2 separate regions of the Homo sapiens genome follow, and region 2 is linked to region 1. Evidence: chromatin contacts called from ENCODE Hi-C or POLR2A ChIA-PET data. All regions are on one chromosome and are shown on one strand. The core of a region is the stretch at or near the end of the contact, and the rest is flanking DNA. Distances in the headings are between cores, read along the strand shown. Region 1 holds the start of SUMO1 (small ubiquitin like modifier 1). Region 2 holds the start of CREB1 (cAMP responsive element binding protein 1).

Evidence for each region. A loop is a pair of places that touch in the nucleus more often than their neighbours do. ChIA-PET counts read pairs that join two places held with the same protein, here RNA polymerase II (POLR2A). Pooled maps may share reads with other maps.
Region 2: a loop to region 1 is called in a pooled map, with 14 times the contacts of the local background. The contact joins the promoter of CREB1 here to the promoter of SUMO1 in region 1. A Hi-C loop is called at or near these places in 4 of 50 pooled maps. POLR2A ChIA-PET finds 5 or more read pairs at or near these places in 2 of 52 experiments (activated CD4-positive, alpha-beta memory T cell and activated CD8-positive, alpha-beta memory T cell).

Annotation. Positions count from the first base shown.
Region 1 is chr2:202,236,761-202,241,126 of GRCh38, forward strand. SUMO1 (small ubiquitin like modifier 1) reads right to left here and starts at 1,837. Exons shown (of 5, transcript NM_003352.8): 1 at 1,680-1,837. The coding sequence starts at 1,691. It also overlaps the pseudogene STMP1P1. RefSeq lists a silencer at 1,302-1,491.
Region 2 is chr2:207,527,578-207,531,943 of GRCh38, forward strand. It overlaps CREB1 (cAMP responsive element binding protein 1), which reads left to right and starts at 2,385. Exons shown (of 8, transcript NM_004379.5): 1 at 2,385-2,557. It overlaps LOC124907970 (a long non-coding RNA gene), which reads right to left and starts at 2,020. Exons shown (of 3, transcript XR_007088060.1): 1 at 1,859-2,020; 2 at 940-1,036. RefSeq lists silencers at 1,754-1,933, 2,604-2,733, 2,764-2,813, 3,524-3,693 and enhancers at 1,954-2,153, 2,414-2,513, 4,102-4,366.

The sequences.
Region 1 (4,366 bases), core at 587-3,086:
TTTACGCCTATACTTTTCTTCCTAGTAACCAAGTAAACAACTACCTAGGGAAACACAATGCCCACTTGGGAATTAATCTAGATTATTAGTAAGTAGATCCATCCAAAATTCATCTAGATTATGGTTAAGCTTTAAAATGTTAAGTGTACATTTTGTACAATAGTACCAATCTGCAAAAACCTCACTTGCTCTCACGAAATGGTACAAAACTGGGTTAAAAGCCAAGGGAATAGGTGTGTTAAATTTAAAAGTTCAAGTACATCGTGGAGTTGAATGAAAAATAGTTTTCTGAATAACTACCATTAAATGAGTAAAAGTCCAAAAATAATGTAAAAAGTCAAAGTCGGCTGGGCGCGGTGGCTCACGCCCGTAATCCCAGCACTTTGGGAGGCCGAGGTGGGCGGATCACGAGGTAAGGAGATCGAGACCAGCCTGGCCAATATGGTGAAACCCCGTCTCTACTAAAAATACAAAAATTAGCTAGGTGTGGTGGTGAGTGCCTGGTGGTGAGTGCCTGTAATCCCAGCTACTCGGGAGGCTGAGGCCCGAAAATTGCTTGAACCCAGGAGGCGGGAGGGTGCAGTGAGTGGAGATCGCACCACTGCACTCCAGCCTGGCGACACAGCGAGACTCCGTCTCAAAAAAAAAAAAAAGTCAAAGTCGTCTGAGCAAACAAAAGACCAGACAAAAACTTTATGAATTAAAAACTAGCCATAAAGTTGTTTAATTAGAACAGGATGAGGAAGAAAAGGGGAAATCGATCACTCCTGATTAAGTGCAAATCCCAAGTAAATTATTGATACTAACAGTGAGCTGGAGCACTTTGCCTTACCAGGCAACTTTCTGCAAATATTCTGCAACGACTCTACATACACAAAGTTTTCCTATGCTTTTCCTCAAAAATATGAGACTTCCTCAGGTTAATGCCCAGGTGAGATGCTTTTTGTTGCTCTAGCAGTTTAGTTCTATTTTCTTTCTTGGTTATTATGAATGCTCTCTTACAACTGGAGAGCTAGGATGAACCAATCCCGAGTAAGAAACGGGAAAGTACAGTAAAGAGGCGACAGCTCTGCACCCCCACACGGAAAAAGACTCAGAGGAGAGCAGCGGCATCCTTGCCCTAGCTCCAATCCGAACGGAGGCAGGATTCCCAACAACATCGGACGTCTCCCTCCCTCGCCGCCCCACGCCCTCCCGACGAAGAAGCAAAAAGTGGAGAGTCCAGCCGCTTCTCAGGGCCACGGAGCCTCCCAGTCAGGGATTCTCTCCCGTTACATAACTAAGGCCTAGGGCCCTGCTTCTGCGATTAGTCCTCTGGAAGGAGACGGACGGGTTCTCCAGAGACCCTCCCAGGGAGGTGGAAGCGGGGCTCTGCACCTAGTCGACCCGGGAGAAAGAAGTGGGACGACATGAGGGAGGCCGCCACCAAAGGCGGTGGGGTACGGGGGTGATGAGCGAGCCCGGAGAGGGGCGGGCGGCTCCGGGAGCCCCGCAGCAGGCCCCGGCACCTCCGGCCGTAGTCGGCTCCTCTCCCTCGCCTGCCTAGTCCCCACCGGCCGCCCCCTCCCCCATTCCGCGCTCCCCTCCCCCGCGCCTCCATCCCCGACCCCAGCCTAGCGGCAGGCAGACCTGCAGGGAAGGCCCTGGCCACCGCCGTTGGATGGCTCCCAGCCCGGTACCTGGTCAGACATGATGACGGTGGCTTCACCCGGGGGTCTCCGCACAGCAGCGGCCTCGGGTAAGCAGAACCTCGCTCCGGGGTTTACAAATCCTTCTCCCTTCCCCACAGCACAACACCGCGGCTGCAGTAACTTCCGCTACGCCTCGCGTCACTTCCGCTTCGCGCAGGGAGGAGGGAGAGAGAGAAGAGAGGAAAGACAAGGCGGGAAATGGGTGGGGGAGCAGCCAAGGGGAGGGGCAGGCTGTGGAGCTGCTTTGCCGGTGGTCGCGCGGGTGAACGGCAGTTTTGTCAGCTCCTTCAAGGACCAGGTCCTGCGCATCAGTACTAGGGCCATCCCCCAGGAGCAAAGGTCCTGGCTCCATGTCTCAATGTTTGGAGCCACTCTCACAACCTAGATTGCTCTCTCCGTTACACCTTGCGCGTCTCTGACGACTGAGCCGAGATACTTCTTTTGTCTCCTCCCAGCCTTGCTCATCAACCCCCAACCCCCAAATATGTTTATTTGAATGCCAGTACTTCTAGCTCTAGAACCAACATTTTCGGTTAACCAGCACCCTTGCCAAACACATGACCGTGATTTAAAACAACAAGAAAGCAACGACCCAACACAATCTTGACGGCTACTGATGCTAAAGACCGCTGCTGAAAGTTCTAAATGGGGAGTGAGTAATTCCAACCCTTGAATTGGTTGCTTTGAGTTAAGGTTAAAGAATGATTCTTCTTGGCAGGGCGCTGTGGCTCACGCCTATAATCCCAGCACTTTGGGAGGCCGAGGCGGGCGGATCACCTGAGATCAGGAGTTCGAGACCAGCCTGGCCAACACGGTGAAACCACGTCTCTACTAAAAATAACAAAAATTAGCCGGGCGTGGTGGCTGGCGCCTATAATCCCAGCTACTAGGGAGGCTGAGGCTGGAGAATCGCTTGAACCCGGGAGGCGGAGGTTGCAGTGAGCCGAGATCCGCGCCATTGCACTGCAGCCTGGGCGACAAGAGTGAAACTCCCTCTCAAAAAAAAAAAGGTGGCGGGGGGGGCGATTCCGCTCCCCTCGCATGGGGAAGCAGGCTCTGACCGGCCTGCAGAGCTGCAGCAGCCCTTTGCGCCCTCCTCGCCCTCCCCACCAACATCATGCTCCAATTCCTGCTTGGATTTACATTGGGCAACGTGGTTGGAATGTATCTGGCTCAGAACTATGACATACCAAACCTGGCTAAAAAACTTGAAGAAATTAAAAAGGACTTGGATGCCAAGAAGAAACCCCCTACTTCATGAGAATGCCTCCAGCACTGCCTTCGGGATATACTGATTCTACTGCTCTTGAGGGCCTCCTTTACCATCTGAACCAAAAGCTTTTGTTTTCATCTCCAGCCTCTGGGCTCCTCTTTGCTAGACCCTGTGTTTTTGGCTTTAGAGCAAGCAAAATGGGGCCTCAATTTGAGAACTACCCTACATTTCCAACATACTCACCTCTTCCCATATTCCCTTTCCAACTGCATGGGAGGTTCTAAGACGAATTGTGGTGCTAGATTAGTAAACATGACTTTTAATGGAAAAAAAAAAAAGAATGATTCTTCTTAGATTTCTTCTGTAAAACACAATGGCCCTACTGGCATACACAGTGGCCCTACGGGCATACTCATGGAGGATAAGAATATAAACAAATAGAATTGAGAATCCTGAAATAAATCAATAACCCTCACATTTACATCAACAAAAACACCAAGACAAATCAATGGTGAAAGAACAGTCTTTTCAACAGTTGGTACTACCACTGCTGGACATTCACATGCAAAAGAATGACTTCGTTTTGTTTTTTGTTTGTTGTTTGTTGTTGTGTTTTTTTGGTCACCATCTCAAAAAAAAAAACCAAAAAACACACACACAAGGAGGCCGGGCACCGTGGCTCACACCTGTAATCCCAGCACTTTGGGAGGCCCAGGTGGGCAGATCTCTTGAGCCCAGGAGTTCAAGACCAGCCTGGGCAACATGTTGCAGTGTGCCAAGATCATCCCACTCCACTCCAGCCTGGGCAACAGAGTAAGACCTTGTCTCAAAAAAAAAAAACAATCAGGCGTGGTGCTTCACACCTGTAATCCCAGCACTTTGGGAGGCCAAGACGGGCAGATCACTTGAGATCAGGAGTTGGAGACCAGGCTGGCCAATATGGTGAAACCCCATCTCTACTAAAAATGCAAAAGCTAGCCAGGCTTGGTGGCTCAGGCCTGTAATCCCAGTTACTCGGGAGACTGAGGCAGGAGAATCGCTTGAACCTGGGAAGCGGAGGAGGCTGCAGTGAGCTGAGATCACACCATTGCACTCCAGCTTGTTACTGGGTGACAGAGCGAGACTCAGTCTCAAAAAAAAAAAAAAAAAAAAAACAAGGAGATACCACTTTATACCCACTAGAAGGGCTATGTTCAAAAAGACAGAAAATAACAAGTGTTGACAAGGCTATGGAGAAATTAGAACCCTTATACCCTGTTAGTAGGAATATAAAATGCTTTAGGCTAGGCATGGTGGCACTGGCCTATAGTCCTAGCTACTTGGGAGGCTGAGGCAGAAGGATCCCTTGAGGCCACGAGGTGGAAGCCTCAGTGTGCTATGCTATGATCAAGCCTGTGAGCCAATGCACTATATAGCCTGGACAACACAGCAAGACCCTGTCTCAAAAAAAAAAAGTTTTGAA
Region 2 (4,366 bases), core at 1,135-3,634, 5.3 Mb after region 1:
GGAGGACCTGAATGGGTTACTGTGGGACTTCAAGCAAGAGGCAACAGTGGTTTAGACTAGAATGGGAATGAAAAAATGGTCATGGGAACAGAGAGAGGTCACAAATCCAATTTTCCAGGGAGCAGACAGATGTAGGTGATTCTGCTGTGTGTTGGAGGTGTGCTAGGTTTCTGGCATGAACTGGGTAGATGTTAAGATACCCTTTACTGAACCAGGGACTATGGGAGGAGCGTTTTGAAGGAATTATGATATACGGGTTGAGTTTGAAATGCCCTAAGTCATCCAAATGAAAGTGTACCAAAGGCAGTATGCTGGGAACTATGAATGTAGGATTCCAGAGCAAGATCTAGGCTTGAGTTATGGATTGAAGAGTCTTTGACAGAGGGTATTTGATGCTGCTGGGAGAGCATAAGACCACCTAGGAAAGTGTATGGGGAGACTCAGTAAGAGGGCCAGGGTTCAGCTCAGCATGATTCCAATGTGTAAGAGGTAGATCAAGGAGGAGCTGGTTGTTAAAGAGCAAACTCAGGTAGGGAGGAAACCTGGGACATAAGACCAGAGGGAAGAGGGTATTTGGAAGCAACTGTGGTCAATCGCGTCAAATACTGGGATGAGGGCTTGTAAAATGAGGACTGAAAATGATCCGCTGCATTTACAGTCATGAAGCTTGTCTGTGGACAATTCAGAGCCACTTCAGGTGAGCGGTGGGGACACTGGAGAGGGCTGGGAGGTGGGACATGAAAGACTGTCCATGGGGTAAGAGACAGCTGCAGTTGTTGGAGAGCAATTTAGGGAGAAGAGAAATCTTTTTAAAGAATTGAAAGACTTAAGCATGTTTAAATACCAGTAAGAAAGAGCCGGTAGAGAAGGAAAGGTTGAGAGTAACAGAAGGAAAGGAGACTCGTTAAGGGCAAAGTCCATAAGAAAACAGTAGGGTACCTGGAGTACCAGGAAGGACAACTCTTTCTTTACAAGAGAAGTGAGTCATGGGCGGAGTCCAGAATCGAACCCTCTCTGCTTCCTAAAGACACGTCTCCTTTAAAGGACAGAAAAAGAATGATTAAGACTTGAGGCCGGGCGCGGTGGCTCATACGTGTAACCCCACCACTTTAGGAGGCCGAGGCGGGTGGATTACCTGAGGTCAGGAGTTCCATACCAGCCTGGCCAACATGGTGAAACCCCGTCTCTACTAACAACACAAAAATTAGCCAGGTGTGGTGGCAGGTGCCTGTAATCCCAGCTACTAGGGAGGCTGAGGCAGGAGAATCGCTCGAAACCGGGAGGCGGAGGTTGCAGTGAGCCGAGATCGTGCCACTGCACTCCAGCCTGGGCGACAAGGGCTAGACTCCGTCTCATTAAAAAAAAAAAAAAAAAAAAAAAGACTTGAAACCCCAAGGAGAGGGCTGCAGAGTTCACTATCAAGGAGAATGGGGACCTAGTGGTGCCGTCCTGAGAGACCTCTGAAAGAACAATTCAGTAGTTTCCAGCCACGGAAGTCCCCCTGCTGGGTTTAGGGTGCAGTGGGTGCGAATCCCTGCTGTAGAAAACAGGCTGAGGAAAGAAAGCGACACAGGATGTTGTCTGGAGAAAGGCGGGGAGGTAGGATGGGGCATATTTCCAGGGGTCCGGGCAGGTTGTGTGGCTTGGAGGCCTCCGAGGGCCGTCGACGTCAGCCATGGTCCGGGCAGAGCCCCGCAAGGTGCCACAGTATCGGGGCCAGCGCCCCCCGGAAAAGCATGCTCCGCTGGCGGCCGCCAGGTTTCTCCGCGGAGTCTCGGAAAGGAAAACCCGTCCCCACGGGGGTCCCACGACGCCCCCGGGTCCCAGGCCCCGGGACGTTGGCAGAGGCGCAGCAGACCTTCTTCCCCAGCCCGCACGGCTCCAGCGGTCCGGCCGCGTCCCAGCCCGGGCTGCCCGTCCCCCGTCTCCCGGCGGCGTCGGAAAGTTCCCGGGGCTGGCGGCGGTCAAGAGCAGAGCCAGGGCAGCCGCAGCCGCCTTCTAGCCCGCCGCTCACCGCCGCAGGGGCAGGCCTGAGCGGGGGTTTCCACCAAGTCGCCGACACCCCTCGGGAATTCCCCCACTGGGCCACACACAAACCCCGCTTCCTCCTTCAAATTTCCGCTGCCGGCTTTACCGATGCGAAAGCCGCGGTGGAGTTTAGACCACTCCTCCCGGCGCCGGGCTCAGCCCGCCTTCGCCTTCCCTCTCCCCGCGGAACCCCTTCTCGTCGCCCGAAGAAACCCGAAGGTCTTCGGCAAGTTCCGTCCCCAGCGCGGGGGCGGGGCCGCTCGAGCTGCTCCGGGCCTAGCTCGGCTGTTTCCGTGCGCGGCCGCTGCGCACTCGGCACTGGGCGGCGCTGGCTGGCTCCCTGGCTGCGGCTCCTCAGTCGGCGGCGGCTGCTGCTGCCTGTGGCCCGGGCGGCTGGGAGAAGCGGAGTGTTGGTGAGTGACGCGGCGGAGGTGTAGTTTGACGCGGTGTGTTACGTGGGGGAGAGAATAAAACTCCAGCGAGATCCGGGCCGTGAACGAAAGCAGTGACGGAGGAGCTTGTACCACCGGTAAGAGGAGCAGGAGGAGGAGGCAGGAGCCAGAGAGAGCCGGGGGGACGGAGGGGGGACGGGGAGGCGCCGGACACCCGCGCTTGGGGCCTTCCCCTCGCAGGAGGGGCCGCGGTAAAGATGGAGCCTCCGCCCGAGCCCCACAACATCGCCGCCGCTCGCAGCGAACAAAGAATAATGGCGGCGGACTGGAGCCAGCGGCGGCCGGGGCGGCAGCGACTCTGCCTGCAGCCAGCGGCGGCGCTCATGGCGGGGGGCGGCGGGCGGCGGGCGGCGGGCGGGGTGGGAGCCGGCGGCCGGGGGTGTGTGCGGGCGGCCGGCCGCGGCGAGCTGGCGCCCGCGTTCCCGCCGCCGCCGCCGGGCCGGGCGCGGAGCCGGGAACCCGGAGCCGCCCCGGGGGAGGCCGCCCGCTCGGCCCGGCGCTGCCCCCCGCGCCGCTCGCTCGTCCGGCCCCCGCCGCCCGCCTCGCCCCCGGCCCGACCCGGCCGGGCCTCCGGGGCAGCCGCCGCCTAGGTGCCGGTGGGGGATGGAGGAGGAAGAAGGCGACAGTTGAGGGCAGAGGAGGTGAAGGTGCCTGCTGCCTTCCCGGTGGCTTCGGTGCCTGCCATGCCCGCTTCGCAAGGGGAAGAGCTGCAACGTCTGACCTACTCTTCTCTCCACTCTTTGTGCAATAAAGTTCGAAACCCAAGGTTTCCTCTCGTGCTGTATTTTATTCGTGCCCTTTCCCCCCCGCTCCTACACCGTTGAGGAAATGCTGCTTTCTGCCCTGTGTTGCTTAGTTGAGAGATGAGAGCTTGTGCTTTTGGGGGGAATTTTTGACTCCCTCACCCCTTTGCTTTTTTTTTTTTTTTAAAGTCAGTCATGGAAATGCATGCTTTTTGGGAGAAAGGGTGCTAAGAAAAACATTTATAATAACTTTTTAAACTGTTGGGATCTTATAAAAGGGAAGCTGGTGTTTGAAAACAGTTTCGGTTTTAACCCTTTTTAATAAGGTAATCATCACTTGAGATCTATCATTCTGAAACACTTCGTTGGAACGAGTATCAGCCGATGTACTCTTGTTTTACATCATTTCGCGGGGTGCAACCTTGCCAACCGCGTTTGGGTCATCTGGATCTCCCCTCACCCTCCGTCCCACTCCCCCTACCATATTTCCCACGAATTTCTGTGTGAACTTTAATGAGAGATTGATTTAATACTACTACTAAAAATAGACATTAAAGTATCCATTATTTGTCTCATGCAGTAGGTAACCCCCGTCTTGAGATTGACAATTTAAGCCACAAGCTGTATTTTTTCTTCGCCTGTTGGGAAAAGAGGACAGCAGAAAAGTCATTGACACATTAAAAATTAAAAGACAGTTTTTGAAGGACGTGCGGTATGACCTATTTAAGTTTGTAATACCATCTCAAGTTATAATTCTAACCTCAGCTGGCGTCTAACTTCTGAAGGTTTAGTAGAAGATACTTTTGATTGCTGCCTATTGAAATCTTTTACATTTATGGCTCATTTCGTGATTTAAAAGTAAAGCCCCGAACAGTTATTTTAGGTGGTGCAAAAGACGAACAAGTTTGTTTTAAAAATACTTGTCTGTCACTGTATGATTGCATTGTGATTGATACGTACAAACCTTCTGGTTAAGAACAAATATTGATTGGCAGCAGAAGCACTGTCTTATTTTTCTGTATTCTAGTCACTTTTCCAAAACGTGCTTTGCTGTATTGCTTCTCTTTAAAAGACCACATTGGCAATTTGTCATTTCCAAGAAAATTAAGAAGAGGCAATAAAGGCAGGTTTTCTATAAAGATT